Regions from separate parts of the Mus musculus genome. Here region 2 is linked to region 1. A link is a loop called in an ENCODE intact Hi-C map of the cell type or tissue named here. Cell type or tissue: left cerebral cortex. All regions are shown on one strand.

Evidence for each region. Hi-C counts contacts between places; a loop is a spot of excess contacts. Peaks named below come from ENCODE experiments on the same cell type or tissue, not always from the same donor. Only the 100,000 strongest peaks of a DNase experiment are listed, where the experiment ranks them.
Region 2: it touches region 1 in a loop (4-fold over the local background); 4 of 42 quality-filtered maps call a loop at or near these places.

Annotation. Positions count from the first base shown.
Region 1 is chr2:147,041,013-147,049,012 of GRCm38, reverse strand. It overlaps Xrn2 (5'-3' exoribonuclease 2), which reads right to left. Exons shown (of 30, transcript NM_011917.3): 18 at 6,918-7,025; 19 at 6,750-6,839; 20 at 6,081-6,153; 21 at 1,295-1,378. Among named protein-coding and RNA genes, the nearest start is that of Xrn2, 32 kb to the right of the region's middle. In left cerebral cortex, no CTCF peak of the experiment used is centred here; no DNase peak of the experiment used is centred here.
Region 2 is chr2:145,912,852-145,920,851 of GRCm38, reverse strand. Naa20 (N(alpha)-acetyltransferase 20, NatB catalytic subunit) reads right to left here. Exons shown (of 6, transcript NM_001141965.1): 5 at 5,173-5,318; 6 at 4,427-5,048. The coding sequence ends at 4,963. It overlaps Crnkl1 (crooked neck pre-mRNA splicing factor 1), which reads left to right. Exons shown (of 14, transcript NM_025820.3): 12 at 154-255; 13 at 864-1,112; 14 at 2,252-3,370. The coding sequence ends at 2,428. Among named protein-coding and RNA genes, the nearest start is that of Naa20, 14 kb to the right of the region's middle. In left cerebral cortex, no CTCF peak of the experiment used is centred here; a DNase peak (open chromatin) is centred at 3,285.

The DNA of each region.
Region 1 (8,000 bases):
CTGACTTCTTGCTTAAGACATAAACATTCTCTAAGGAAAACTAAAAATGAATCAATAGTTTCTTAAATTTGTTATATTTATACTTTATAAAATTTTCAAAACTGAGTTCAGCATGACAATTTGTGCGATCTAAATACTCTGCCATAATTATAAGATACTACTTTTTATGCAGATTAACATTTCAAGTTAGCCCTCTAGGAGTTAATGCTTGTCTTACTCAACTCTTTCAAGAAGAGTTAATCCTTTGAATGATAATTGGAAGAAAGCAGACGGAGAGAATGAGGAATGCCTTCCTAAGAGGCAGTAGTATGTGTGTGGATGTCATTAAGAATCAAAAAGTCAAAGGGGATTCTTTTTTTAATTAACTTAGGAATGTTTATTTCCTTTTTAGTTTCTTCAAGGACCAGTCATTGTTCTGCAATGTCTTGTTTAATCGCCAAGTTTATGGATGCTCTATGGTTTCTCTTATTGTTGATTTATAGTCTTATGACTGCAAGATCAAACAAAATACAAGTAATTATTTCTATCTCCCTTTATCTGTTAAGACTTGGTTTGTATCCTAATATATCATCTATTTTAAAGATAGTTCCATGGTCTGCTAAGAAATAAGTGTATTCTATAGTCTGAATGGGATGAATGTCCTCTGAATTATCTGCTCAGTACATTTGATCTAGAATGTGATTTAATTCAGTTTTTTTTTTTTTGGTCAGGATTGCTGGGGCTAATCTGTGGCCTTATCTCTAGCAGTACTCATTGGATCAAACTGGATGCACTTATGTTGAGGGTTTAGAATACGAGCATCCTCTTGATGATTGTTCTTTAATCAGTAAAAAGTGAGCACTTTCATGTTTCCACTAGTTTTGGCTTAAAATGTATATCATTAGATATGTTACCTGCTTGTTCCTAGAATACTTCAAGAGATATTCTTGAACTGTAACTTTTTTTGAGGGTCTCATCCTGTACCCCAAGCTGAACTTTAACTTTCAACAATCCTCTTGCATTAGCTCCCCTCAGTGCTGGAATAACAGGATTATGCCACCAAAGCCCAGATGAACTGTTAATCTTTAACAAATTTAGTAAATACTTTTGAATTTAAAATGATAATTATTTAGTACTCAATTTACAGGTAATAGGTTAAGAAGGAAAGTTACTGCCTATTATAAAAGGTAAATCAATAATTTATGCCTCCTATATGAGAAACTTTCCAAATGAAAAAAAAAGTCTACTTTTATACAGAAATGAAGTTTGTGCTGGACAGACTCCACATTGATCAAGTGGGCGCTGTGACTCTTACTCTCTTCTGGAGTGAGGTCTGGGTACACCTCTTCTAGAGCCGCTCGCAGCCTTCGCTCATCCACAAATGGCAATAGAGCAACACCTGGAGAAAACAACCATTTGACCATTACAATCACCTGATTTCAGTTCACTGTTTCAAATGAACATCTAGCAAATAGAACTGAACTCTGTCATGTATCCAAAACTCAAATGTAAATATTTTCATATGTGGTGGTAATGGCAAAAATGCCCCCATACTTTACACACTTGCAGTGCTATCACCTTACTAATGCCCTCAGGCCAACTATTAGCTCATCTTCCTTGAGCTTGAGCTTGTCCTTTGGCCTTCCCGATTCTTTGTAAAATGATGTAATTTACCTCACATACCCAGTTCTATTTCCAGACTACAGGAAAGGTCCCTTTAATTTCCAAGCTTCTACAATACTCTGTTTATAATTAATCTGATTAATTTGCATGCAAACATTCTTTAGAGCTTGGCCTAAATAACTTACTACTAGTTGGGAACAGAACAGACTGTTCCTGTCGGGGCTGGAAATGGCACCCGAGTGTGCTGAATTAAAGGCATTATTTCACTTGAGCCTACAGTTACCATTTTCAGAGACATTAATATAGTGTCTATCATAGTACTAAAAAAATGTTACTGGACCACATCTTTGTTATTCTGGAATTCAGAAAAAAATAGTATTTGGGGTAAATAAAACTTAAAAATAAGTAACAACAAATGTGAAATAGAACTAAACAATTCTAAAAAAAAAAAAAAAAAAAAAAAAAAACCACTACTACAAACTACTGTATTTGAAATTTTAAGAAATGAAAAGGTTTCCAAAGCAAACATTACTAACTTAGTTACTATTATTTTCTCAGTAAAGAAGCATTTGATTTTACTGCAATAAAAGAATCTAAGTTCTGGTATAAATTTTGCAGCGCCTAAAAGAAATGATCACCTGTAATCTAGACAAGGCTAATTCAATTATTAGCAAACACAGGGAAAGAAGTTGTTCAAATTTTGTTGAGTCATACACTTGAGAGAAATATACCAACAAATACCCAAATCATTATTTATCTTTTATTTTCTACCCATTTGACTTAGGATTTAAAGAAAGCTCTGTAGGGCTTTCCTATAACAAAACTTCCTACAATATTAATTCCAGAAGCTGAATCTAATCAGGAAACAGCTTGCAGTGCCTCTGACAGTAATAAAATCACCAAAGAGCAAATCACGTTCGTGGCCTGGAGCAGGAAGAAATGGTTACCAGCAATGTGCTGGAAGTAAGCAGAGGAAGAACAGAGCACTCCTCCTTGACCACTGAGCTCCATGCACTGCCCCATCTGATCCTCTCTTCATCCCAAAGCAGCCCAGGCACTGGGTACTGTGGTAACAGCCACTTCAAGAGAGCTCATCTAGAGTCTGACTCCCTAGGTTTAGATCTTGGTTTTGTCATCCTTAAACTTTGACAAAATTACCTAAGCTGTCTGTTCATATATAAAACATAAAGTAATCAAAACTATAACATGTAACAAATTGTATAAAATCCCAGTATTGCTATTAAATATATATTGTCAAAGTATACACAGTCAAAAATGTTTTTTGTTTTTTTTAAACAACTACATTTCTCTTCCTATCATTTTAAGGTATAATCAACCCAGGTAAACGCTTTACCAACTAATATATTAACATTGCTTCCACTAAGTTTTAAAGTTGTGTTTTAAACTATATTTCTTAATAGTACTAAATTTGACATTTTTGGACTATGGGTGGAGTATAAGTGAAAATATTAATGTAATTTGATGCATAAAATATAAAATAAAAAGTAAGAAACTGACGTTGAAGCCATCCTAGAACAAACTTTCTAAGAGACCCTGTGATGGTTAATCTTTACCATCGGCTTGACTGGCTTTGGGGCCTCCTGGGATATACGTATACGTAAGTGTTCCCACTGAGGATATACGCTGGGATATACGTATACGTGAGTGTTTCCACTGAGGATATACGCTGGGATATACGTATACGTAAGTGTTTCCACTGAGGATATACGCTGGGATATACGTATACGTAAGTGTTCCCACTGAGGATATACGCTGGGATATACGTATACGTGAGTGTTCCCACTGAGGAGGAAGAGTCCCCTTGAATGTGGGAAGATCTCTCTTACTGGCAAGAGTCCCCAATAACAAGAAGAGGAGCTGGCATTCATCTTCTGCTTTCTGACTTCAATGACAGTAACCAGATAGCTGGTTTCCCCTGGTTTCCCACACCCTCCCCTGGGCTAGGCTCAGTCCCTGGAGGCATGAGCCACAACACACCCTTCCTTTCTAAGGCTGCTTGTGTCAAGGATTTTGTCACAGTGCTAACTAATTAATACAGACCCAAAATATCCTAGAAAAGTCCTAGTAGGGGATTGGTCTGTTGCTGCTTGTATTCAAATGCTAAATTCTGTACCCCAAGATCTGGTTGCCCCCTTCACCAACAAGGAGAGCCTCCACAATGAGGAGATCCTCACAAATACCAGATTTTGTTGTACAAACGTGCCCTCAAGTCATCCCTGTCTGGTCAATAAAGATGTCTACAGCCTGAGCTAGGCAGAAGAGAAGGGGCAGGGCGTGGGCTCTCAGGCAGGGACACTAGGAAGGAGAGGAAGAAGGCACCATGAGTATGGTAGATTGTGAGCACATGACTATGAAAGGCCCGCCTGTTGGAGTAGGGGCAGCCCAGGTGAAACATGTTAAATAATATCTCAGGGATTTTGACGGGAAGTAGACAAAATGGCATAAATGGTTGACATCTGCCCAGCTCTAGTGTTAAGGCTTATATAACTCTAAGATATCATTAAAACAGTATGGTACTGGGATAAAACCAGACATAAAGACTAGATTAGTAGCTTTTTTCAATAGAAAAAAGCCTTTTTAACAGCTGGTTCATAGAAAAGTAGTTATCCACATATGAATGAATGAGACTGGGTCCTTATCTTATACCATATACAAATATTAAGTCAAAATAGGACTGAAAACTAAAATATAAAAGCTAAAATTATAAAAAGTTCTAGAAAATATGCAAAGGTTCACAATACTAGACTTGGCAAATGATTCCCTGGTTACACAAAGACAAGCAAAACAGATAAAGCAGAGCACCAAAGTGTAATCGTTTCTGACATTAATGGACACCAGAACAAGGGAAAAGAAAACCACAGAACTGAAGGAAATACACAAAAATCATCAACAAATGCTTAAAGGCTATAAATTTTAATGCAACAACTAAAACCCGACACAACCTAAAGGATTTGACTAGGATTTCTTTAAAGATGTAAGTACCCCAAAGGCACATGAAAACATGCCCACTATCATTACCAGTGGGGAAATGTAAATTAAAGCTACTGTGAGTTACCATTTCATAGTGGTTAGGGTAGCTCAAAAAACCAAAACAACTACAACAAAAAATCCAGGAGAAAAATATTAGCAAGGATATGAAGAAATTCAAACCACTGGGCATTATTTTATCTTCTTCCTAAAATTACTATATTGAGAAGATTTATTGTTATTGATATAAATACTATAATAACTATGATTACATAAATTGGCAATCTGTATGTTTATATATTTAAAAATTTACTTGTTTATTTGTAAACCTAAGCAAGCAATGAATTATGTACTTAATAAACACAAATAGATTTACTTATTAATTAACTTATTTTAATTAGCCCTCCATTTCCTCACTGCTTCTCTAATTAAATCATCCTCTACAAAGTTCCTTCAAAAGCCTTTGGAGACGCTAATCCATTTACATGTGACCAAAGCACATTTTAAATAGCCCCAATATATTGGATGCATTTTTTAGTATCATTATATTAAAGTAATAAGAAATTATCACTACTATTTAAACCAAAAGCTAACCCCCAATTACAGTACATTTTTTGTTGGTTTTGATTTTGCAGGGACCAGGGGTAGAGGGAGTGATGAGTTTTATGAGGTTTGGGGGGGGATCAAAGGCACTTGTGCATGCCAGGTAAATAATCTCCCACTGAGCTACTTCTTAGCCCTTCAATCTGTAAATTGATGATACGCCCCCTCTGCCTCACAATTCTGAGCTTAGTATCCAAAAAAAAGGATACAGCACAAGAAAGTGTCAGAGGAGAATTTGATGAGCAAGTGTTTTTTACTGTGTGTTATACTCAATGACCAACTTTTGTTGAGTAGTGATTAACATCTTAAAGTTAGTGTGAATTTTTAAATTGCTTTCCCACATAATCTATTCACATAAGGAATGTAAAGAACGGGCAAAACATAAAATGTCAACTGTTAAGTTTCTACTATATATTTTACAAGTTTCCATAACCCCAAACATGCATGACTGTGTTTCTTTCTTAGCAGTTTTGAAAGGTGGCAAGGGGTTACTGATTGAAGAAAAACTCACAAAGAACACTATTTTAACCTATTTCAGTAAGTTACCACTTACCATATTTTACTATTAGAATTACTATTGATCACTGATGATTATGATTGAATATTTATATCTACTTTTCACATGTAATTATGAAAGTATGGTTTCCAGAGTTTTTTTTATCCTGTAAGTCATGATTGATCAACTTCATTAAAAACTGTAAACAAACAAGGTGATGGTGGTGCACACCTTTAGTCCCAGAACTCAGAAGATAGAGGTAGGCAGATCTCTGAGTTTGAAGCCAGCCTGGTCCAAAGAACTAGTTCTAGGACAGCCAGGGGTACACAGAGAAACCCCCAATCCAAACAAACAAACAAACAAACAAAAAGGAATGATATCTAAATTTTACCTTGCCATGCATATTTCTTCCCATTCAAATCAATAGCAAAATCTTCAGGATAGAAGTCAATTATACTGGAATCCTGTTTCAGGAAGAAAGTAAAAGAATCAAAAACAAAAGCCACATACCTTGTCTCAAAAAACATGAAATAACTTTAAACAAAGAAAAGAGTTTTAGAACTGATAGTTATGGACTACATGCAGGCAGTGAAAGGTTTAGTTACTCAACATTTCCTACCTCCTGGCTGGGTCTCACTACGTAACCAGCACAAAAGAACAAGCTTAGAGTTAATTTTAGGTAAGTCAGATAGAATGTTTAAAGTTCTCATAGGGTTGAAAGAAATAAAAATCATTATGCAGGGTGTGATTAACTCACAACTTTAATTCTAGTACTGGGGAGTCAGAGGTTGATCTCTTTGAGTTCAAGGCCAGCCTTGAACAGGGGGAGTTCCAGGACTACATAGTAATTCCCTGTCTCAAAATAATAACATGTAGATTGAAAACAAATCAGTTTTATTTACTGGGTAGGAAACTCAGAGACAAAGAAAGTACAGAATACCACATTATGCAGTGAAAAGCAAAAAACACATTCTTTGCATATTTCAGCTTTTTAAAACTATGACATGCAAAGTCAACTTTGCCTAATGTTCCTAACACATTTGAAAACACTAAGACTTACAGGGTCACTCATGAGCTTCCGCCATGTTGGAGGTAGAAAGTTACCACTTGCAGCTGGGAAAACCCCCATTAGTTGTTCCAGTGGCTTAAACTGCAAGAGAGGGAAAGGTTAAAGACTCCCAATTATTATGAAATTCAAATTCCTACTTCTCATTGACTTGAAGCTTACCGGTTTTGTGCCCTTTTCAAATTCAGAGGACATGTCTGCAATACCTTCAAAGTCTGAGGCAAATGGTGCATAATGGAATGGATAATACCACTTCCAGGAAGCACAGCCCTAAAATCATTAATGACAATTAAAAGCAAAATACTCTTAATGATGAACATGGTTAAAAAAAAAAATTAGCTATGACTATCAGTCTATAATATCTTATTTGTAAAACATGATTTCTGGCATATACTCCACTCATTAATTTTTCTGAGTTCAAAATACTGTTTATAACTGTCTGCTTCATATCAGTGGTTCCTTTATTTAAAAAATATTGTAAACTTTCTTGAATAATCAGTAATTAATATCAAACTTTGTATTTACAAATACAAATTCACTAAGATATTTATCCTTAAAATATATTTGATGACATTTCTTTCCAATCTCAGAGCTTCTGTCATCGAATAAAACCAAACACGGTTTTCACCTGGTATTTACTGAACAGGTGGCAGTAGTAGTTGCGAACATCAACAGTAGCTGAGAATCAAACAACCAAAATGTACTATTATACTTCCATGTGGCAACTTTCTCTTGACTATAAATACACTAAAATCAAAACAAAAGCAAGTTGTGCTCATGGAAAAAGAGAAGCCTTTTTAGTGTGCTGTAAAACAAGAAGGAAGATCTTTCCACCACTACTCAGTGCACTGGACACACTGACCCAATTCATCTCATGTAAAATCACAGTAACATAAGAGAATTGTTACAATCAAATTCCTTTCAAATTTTTATTGGTACGCAACATACTGCATCTTTTCTTTAGTTTCTTAGTGACTTTCAAATGCCCAATTGGCTTTAAACTCTTTAAAAAAACAAACACACAAACCAAAACCCACTTAAACTTTAATAATATTAATGACCAACTCAAACATTGTAATCCTTAAAATCCTTTAACACAACAGAACCAAGTTTTATTGATAGACTAATTCTTAAGGAACTTCCAAGTCTTTACAAATATTATTCATGGTAATAATTTTTAGTAGTAAGTTTAAAACTACAAGTGTAGGCTTTATCTAAGGATATTCAATATTAGGTACAATTATA
Region 2 (8,000 bases), 1.1 Mb after region 1:
TTTGGCAAGCTTCTAAATGCTAGTATTACCATCTATCCACATGCAATCTAATTGTTAAGTGAAAGTCTTTATTCCTGGTTATAGATCAGGATGGCTGAACTACAGGGGCATGTGGCTTTCTTAATGCTAAGATTGATTCATTATTTTTCTTAGGTACTTTGGAAATCATATATTGATTTTGAGATTGAGCAGGAAGAAACTGAAAGAACACGAAACCTTTACCGACAATTGCTTCAGCGAACACAGCATGTCAAGGTATCCTTACTTTTTAAATAGTCTCTCATTTTGTTTGTACAGCAGTTTTGATGTTTGTAGACAAACTATTTTAAATGACTTTGTTCTTAGAGTCTGTTGTTCCCAGAGGACTTACAAATACTAAGCTTAGACCTGCCAGATCATTGTTTATGTTGCCATGCATCTCTTGGGCATCACAGAGTTAAAGAAGTTTTTTCTATAACTTTAAAACTATGTTGGGGCTGGAGAGATGGCTCAGTGGTTAAGAGCACTGACTGCTCTTCCAACGGTCCTGAGTTCAATTCCCAGGAACCACATGGTGGTTCACAGCCATCTGTAATGAGATCTGATGCCCTCTTCTGGTGTGTCTGAAGACAGCTTATAGTGTGCTCATATGCATAAAATAAATAAGTAAATCTTAAAAAAAAAAAAAAAACTACATCTAACATCTAAAAGCAGAAGACTGCTTCTCCACTGACACTGAGGCGTATGCTCAATGTATCAATCTGTGATTCATTATCAGTAGATACATCATGATCTGGAGAAACTAACTTTATGTTCTCTGTTTGTTTCTTCTGGGTGACTGACATGGTTAATTTTGTTCTGTTTTTTTTTTTTTTTTTGGTAAGGTATGGATCAGTTTTGCTCAGTTTGAGTTATCGTCTGGGAAAGAAGGAAGTGTGGCTAAATGCAGACAGATTTATGAAGAAGCTAACAAAACCATGAGAAACTGTGAAGAAAAAGAAGAGAGGCTTATGTTGCTGGAATCCTGGAGAAGTTTTGAAGATGAATTTGGCACAGTATCAGACAAGGAGAGAGTAGACAAACTCATGCCAGAAAAGGTCAAGAAGAGAAGAAAGGTCCAGGCCGACGATGGGGTAAGGGCCCAGTACCGGGGTTGTTCCCCCCATGTCAAAGGAGTAGAAATGCATCTGACTTTGCAATCTGTGCTTTGGAGTACTATTGGAATTTTTCAAAGCAGATGCAGGCAACCTGGATAAGGAGCCCCTTGTAGTCCAGCTACTAGGACAGGGCAGGGGCAGAGCCTTCTGAGTGAAGGTGGAGTCTAGGAACTATATGAAGCTGCTGTTTGTTGAATGGGGGTGGGGTGGGGGAGCTTCACCTTATAGAGGGAAACCAATCCTGAGGCTTTGTAGGGTAGAGCAAGTTTGGTGGGAATCATTGAAGACCTTTACACATGTCTAGAATGCTAGCATCTCATAAGGGTGGACTTGAGAGACTTGGCTTGAAGATGATCTAGTGCATGTTTTTAAAAGCCTGGACCTGAGGGGTGGAAAGTAGGAGATGAGGAAAGCCTCCATTTTAAGATAATATTTAGAAATAATAGCCATGCTCAGTTGGAACTGAGAAGAGCTAGGAGTCCAAATACTACACACTATGTGGCCTCTGCTACTAAATATTAAGTAAAAACTCAAATTAAAAAAAATTATTTTGAATGCTTTGCATGCATGGGTATATGTGTACCACATGCATTCCTGGTGTCCTTGGAGATCAGAAAGTGATATTGGACCCCTTAGAAGTGAAGCTACTGGGTGGTTGGGAGCCACCATGCAGGTGCCAGAAACCTAACCTGAGTCCTCTGTAAGAGCAACAGGTGCTCTCAGCGCTGAGCCACCCCTCTAGCCCCTCAAACACACGTTTTTACATTGTAAATGTACGACTGCAAGGTTTGTGGAGGCACTGAGTGTCTTAGGCAGTGGAGGCACTGCCCGTGGAGCCGCTGTGCTTAGATGTTTAGCTTCCTCCCACTTGGTCCTTCATTCTCATTGAGCCAGTGTAGTGCTGCAGTAACCTCATCTGCCCGGTGGCTCAGTCACTCCTTTAGGCTCAGCCCTTTGTTCCATCTACGGCAGGATCTGATGTTACTTTCCACAGCACCATGGTTGAATTGAGACTCTAGGTTCCCCAGACACAGTCTTCATTCTTCTGCCTTCTGAATGAAGCAGGCTCCAGCTTCTGTCTGCTCACCTTTGACCTCATGTACTTATTTCTGCAGTCTGACGCCGGGTGGGAAGAATACTATGACTACATCTTCCCAGAGGATGCTGCCAACCAGCCTAACCTCAAGCTCCTGGCCATGGCCAAGCTGTGGAAGAAACAGCAACAGGAAAGAGAAGCTGCCGAACAGGATCCAGATAAGGACATTGATGAGAGTGAATCCTCATCTTTTTAAATGTTATAATTGCTTTTTATAAATGAACAGTTTAGAACTTTGACTCCTAAATGTTTTTATGTATTTACTCAGTAAGGAGTTGTTTGGCATCTTTGAATTATTTTTTAAAATGCTCTTGGGTTTAACTATGGGTGAGAAACTGCAAGTAAAAGAATTTTTTTCTAAGTTTTGTTACTTGAGTCCGAGCATTTCTAGCATTTGCTCCTATTGTCTTTGTTAGATGGAGTTCATGTGCTTAGCACATACGTTGGGTCGAACTGCAGACTAAACTCAGTGTTCAAGGTCCATTCTCCAGGAATAGACACAGGTTTATCATGATGGTGTTCATGAATCTGAAACTTTTAGATTTCATGTCTCTAAAACCACAAAACTGGAGTCCAACTCTAACACCTCCATGTGGTGGCTGTACGTTTCCATTGATTTTCAGTTTTCTCAAACAAGCAGTAGTATGGTGGCACCTCATTTTGATGATTCCATTAGAAAAGGAGTATGCTGATGTCAATCTTGTTCCAACAGCACACCTTCCCCTGCCCCTACTGCCTTTTAGCATCATGTGTCTACTTCTCATAGAATTAAATGGACTTGGGCTAGTTTTCTCTCTGAATATCTGAACAGATTTATAGTGACTGTATTTTTTGACCCCAAGTCTTTGTCAGGAACATTTTAGTTTGGCTTCAGTTTTTCTCTCAAACTAGTTAAGTTTTGTAGTAGCTTGTTTAGAAAACAATGGCCTGCATTCACGGATGCTGAGGCAGTGTCCTATTGGATTTATTATGTAAATGTCTGTGTTAAGTATGATTCACCATTGCACTACTGCCAGTCCCAAGCTTTGTGAATTCTGCAGTTATAGTTGCCTAGAAACTATGTATCTCCCAACATGCCTCAGAATGTGTGAATTCTAACAACTGATGTTTAACAGTTGTCATTAAACAACAGGAGTCCAAAAAGCCCACAGTGATTGTGTGCTCAGTGAAGGCACTGGCACTGGACAGTAACATCCTTGTTGGTGCTCTGCTCACACTAAAATAGCACTTGCCTAATCTTGGAGGCATGGTTTTACTCATCCTGTAATTCATAGCCATTTTTTTTAACCACTCAACGCCTAGAACTGTTCTTTCAAGACTGGTTTCTACCTAAAAGAACCATTAGTAAACAACTGAGTATTAAATTTAAGTATATCCATCTAAGGGAATAAAGCTGCTCAATAATATTACTAAATTGGGTCTTGAAAATAAAATAATTTTGTAAAAGTTACAAGAAAACAGTACTACTAGTAGGTAAGCAACAGATCTTTTCAGCCACCAGACCAGCACTAGGCTCAGACGTTAGCCTGAGTTTCATTGAATACCAAGGGTGCTGGTCAGGAAGAATCTGCCACTGAACGTCCTTTGAGTTAGTGCAGATCCTAGATGGAGGTGAAAGCAGTTCAGAATGCTAGCTAGTTCCATAACTAAGCCATCTTCCTAGAGTATGTTGCTTGTGCACATGAAGACAAAAATTAGTGACTTTGCTCTTCAGAGTCCACTCCTAACAAGCACAGGCGGTGTGATAGGTTGAAGGGAACGTTATTCCTTTATGAGAGAACAAAGAATTCATGCTCTTCAACCTTATTATCTCAAAATAAGACCTTTCTAAAGTAAAAGCTTTTAAATCAAGAGCATTGGTACATATATGTTTGTAGTCCCAACTACCACTTGAGAGCTAAATAGAGGATTGCTGGGAGCTGAGTTTAAGGCTAGCCCAGGAATGTAGCAAAATGGTATCTCAAAGAAAAGAAAAGCAAAGCATGCCAACATAACGTACATTGTAATGGTCGTTTTACGTTGGCCTTTCTAAGTACTTCTTTACTGCCTATCTTTACATGATTTTTTTTGGAGTTAAACTTTGTTTCCCCTTAAAGTCTCACATTCAGAGGTTTGAGCAGTGTTAACAGAGACCAACAGTAGGAACCCAGTAAGAAGGGAGCTCATGTATGTCAGACAGGGATGATTACAGATGTGCATTTAAAAAGGTTTTATATAAAAAAGTCAAAACAAGAGGCACCACATCCTAAACAAAGATCCGTCCATAATTTTGATTAAAAGACAACAAACTTCCAGAAAACATTCATAGTCAACAATGTTTTACTATACATCTCAGATTTATACATTTCATATATGCTTTTAAAGCTTCAATTAACAGATCAATACAAAATAAAATATATATATATTTATATATGTGCAGCAGTGGTTCTCAGGCACAGGATTTAGGAGGAGGATGGAGGGAGTCTTTTCTTGGCATGTACTGTCAACCATGATAGTGGAACGAGTCCTTCTGACTTAGCTGCCTTGATTGAATTTTACTATGGCAAACAGTTCGAACATGTATGCTATTGCTCATTGGAAGGATGAGATTTGAAGTTTATAGCCTGCATTTTTTGAAGTCTTTAAGACTTAAATGCTTACTTTCCTCCTAATAGAGCTCCAAGATCATCCTATGAAAGTAGTATGTCCACAAACTGTCTGGAACACCTGCCTAAGAACCACTGCCTATGGTTATTCAATGTCCTCAGGCCTCACGGGATGAGGTAATGGGATGATGGATTTCTTCTCAGTGTCCCTGGAAAGTGCTTTCCTCATATCTGTTAAGAAGCAAAGATTAATGTAAGCAACCAATAGCAAACTTTCTTTGAATTTATTAATTTATTTAGGCTTGTGGGGGAAATAACTTATTTTGACTTTCTCCTGGCACAGCAGGAAGCTTACCATAGGCATCCTCATCAGGCTCCCCATTGCTGGCTGAGTAGTACTCTATGACTGTCCTGTAGACACTGTAACCCAACTGCTTGTACATGTTGACGGCAACTTGATTGGATACTCTTACGAAGAGATCAACAAAAAATCCACCTTTTCTTTAAAAAAAAAGAAAAGAAAAAAGGAAAAAAGGAAATGTTAAAACTATAAGAACTCTAGGCAATCTGGCATACATCTTTAGAAATCCTAGTGCCATGCATAAATCACATGCTTGTAATCCTAGGACTTGGTACTGAAGGGGGAGAACTGTGGATTCTAGGCTGGCCTGGGCTACAAACATAATGGGCTCAAGGCCAGCCTTGGCTTTTGACTATTTGGTGTCAAGTAACAACCTTGCAGTAGAAATCTTTTATAACCATTTTATAATTTAGAGTAACCATTTCATAATACAGAAAGAGGACCCAACTATAGCTGTTGTAGGATGCTGGTGACTACCTCCTTTCGAAGGCCTTCACATCCTGATTTTGTGTCTAGGCTATTATCTCCCTGTTTACTGTCTATTAAGATTTAATTTTGTTTGTGAGTTTTATATAAGCATATTCAGTTTGGGGATTGCTTTGTGAGTGACCCCAGTCAGTACTGAGCCTCGAGCTATTCTCTTCACTTTGTTTAGCCTTTCATTGTATGAATATACAACTTGCTCATGGTCCTCTGGAAATATTTCTAGTTCTATTGTGAAGGATGTTACTATGGATACTTTGTTGAGCATCCATGCTACAGTATCTAATTAGGGACCCCACTGCTGTGTCATGGGTATATGCACAGTTAGCTTGATTAAATTCAAACCTGTTTATTCCAAGTCCAATCCTAGTGTGTGTGAGACACCATATTGTGATGTGATGTTAATATAATCTCTGGGTGAGCAAAGCTACTCCACTTTTACTAAGTGGAGCAATGAGCCTCCCCTGCATTGTCTACAGCCTGCTTAAAAAGGTATCTACACTGAGGTCATGGGAGATTCTCATATTATACTCTGTTGCTTTTCCATGCCCATGTTATAAATAAATCTGGAGTCTGTGTGTAGTAAAGTAGCAAGCAGGGGAACATTTTGCCCATCCACTTGTCCCACCATCTTTACTGAAAACTCTACCTTCCCACTCTGATATCCAGTGCGGCCTCAGGCCCGCCAAGACCTTTGACACATTACTCATGTTCTCATCTGCTGCTTGCTCTCTAGCGCCAACAGTCTGTGCTGCACACTGGACCTGACAGGGCAGAGCTGCCCATTGTTGAAGAATATTTCGCCATTTTTGTTGCTGGTTCTTCTTCCCTTGTATTCTATATTAACAATACCCTCAAAACCCCTGAGTAGGATTCTGGATATGATTATATTTGCTCTGAGGTCAGTTACAAAACTTACAGCATTTCCCTTTTCCATCTGTTGGTCCCATAAAGTTTTATAAAGGTTAAGAATACTCAGGAGGTTTTGCTTAGACTTTTCTGAAGCATATAATGCTGTTGATGCCAATTTCAATACTTTTTTCTACCTTTATCTTCACTTAGTTCTAGGAACTTGTGCATTCTTGTTTTCTGTCTGTGACAGCAGGCTGCTGCCTCCCAATCCTCTTCCCTTGTGTCTTACATGCCTTTGCTGTGTAAATTTCCAGGAGAGAGAGAGGCTGAATCTTTGATTGCGTGAAACACTCTACGGGGCTTTGCTGCTTCCCTCACTTCAGTTCTCTAGGCTGCTACAAAATACACTGCACCTAATGAATAATAGTTGTTTTTCAGTCAAACATCCTGGCTCCTGGTGTATCATAATTCTTATATAAATAACAGTTTATTTCTGCAACTTGTGCCCTCTGGTGACTGCTGTAGAAAATTAAATTCTTGCTTTAGTGTGTACACCTGAATAAGACATGAATATAATGTATATCTATGTACACACACAAAACGATGAAACCTCAGAAACTAGAGGGGGAAGAGAGGTTAGTAATTACGTAAATAAACAGGAAATGGGTCCTAACAAGCATAATTAGCATTCTGTTTGCCTGTCATACTATGATTTTGAGACAGGGTTTCTCTGCATAGTCCTGGTTGTCCTGCAACTGGCTCTGTAGAACAAGCTGCCCCCAAACTCAAAAATCTGCCTGCCTCTGCCTCCTGGAGTGCTAGGATTAAAGGTGTGTGCCACAGCCAGGTTTCAAGGAGAAGTTTAAAAACCTTACAAGGACTTTTTTTGTTAAAACTACTTCCTTGCAAGATGCAGTGGTGGTACACACACCTTTGATCTCAGCACTCAGGATGTAGAGGCAGCCAGATCTCTTGAGTTTGAGGCCAGCCAGGGCTACACAGAGAAACCCTATCTCCAAAAACCAAACAAAAGCAAGATATCCTTTGTTGACCTGGCATTCACTATGTAGACCAGTCTGGCTTCTAACTCAAGAGATCTCTCTGCCTCTGCAGGATGGGATTAAAGGCACCCACTACAGGCTATTTTATATATGTTCAAGAAAAATATCAAAACTCTTGATGACATTCTTACACTTGATATGATTAACTAGTATTTACATGCACAATGGAAATGGGTTATGTTCCATTTGTTTCAGGGCTTAAAAAGCATTTGTCCAGTGCTCACAGTGTAGCAGTAAAGAGCACATTTTATTCCTAGTTTTCTAGAGATGGCTACTAGCTGTTAGAATAGAAACACTACTTTGGGCATAGAAACATCTGCCACAGTGTTAAGAACACCAAAGATCTTCCTTGAAAGGTTGGTCTTTGAGTCCAACTAGTTAGTTAATCCTAGCACTCCAGGAGGCAGAGGCAGGCAGATTTTTGAG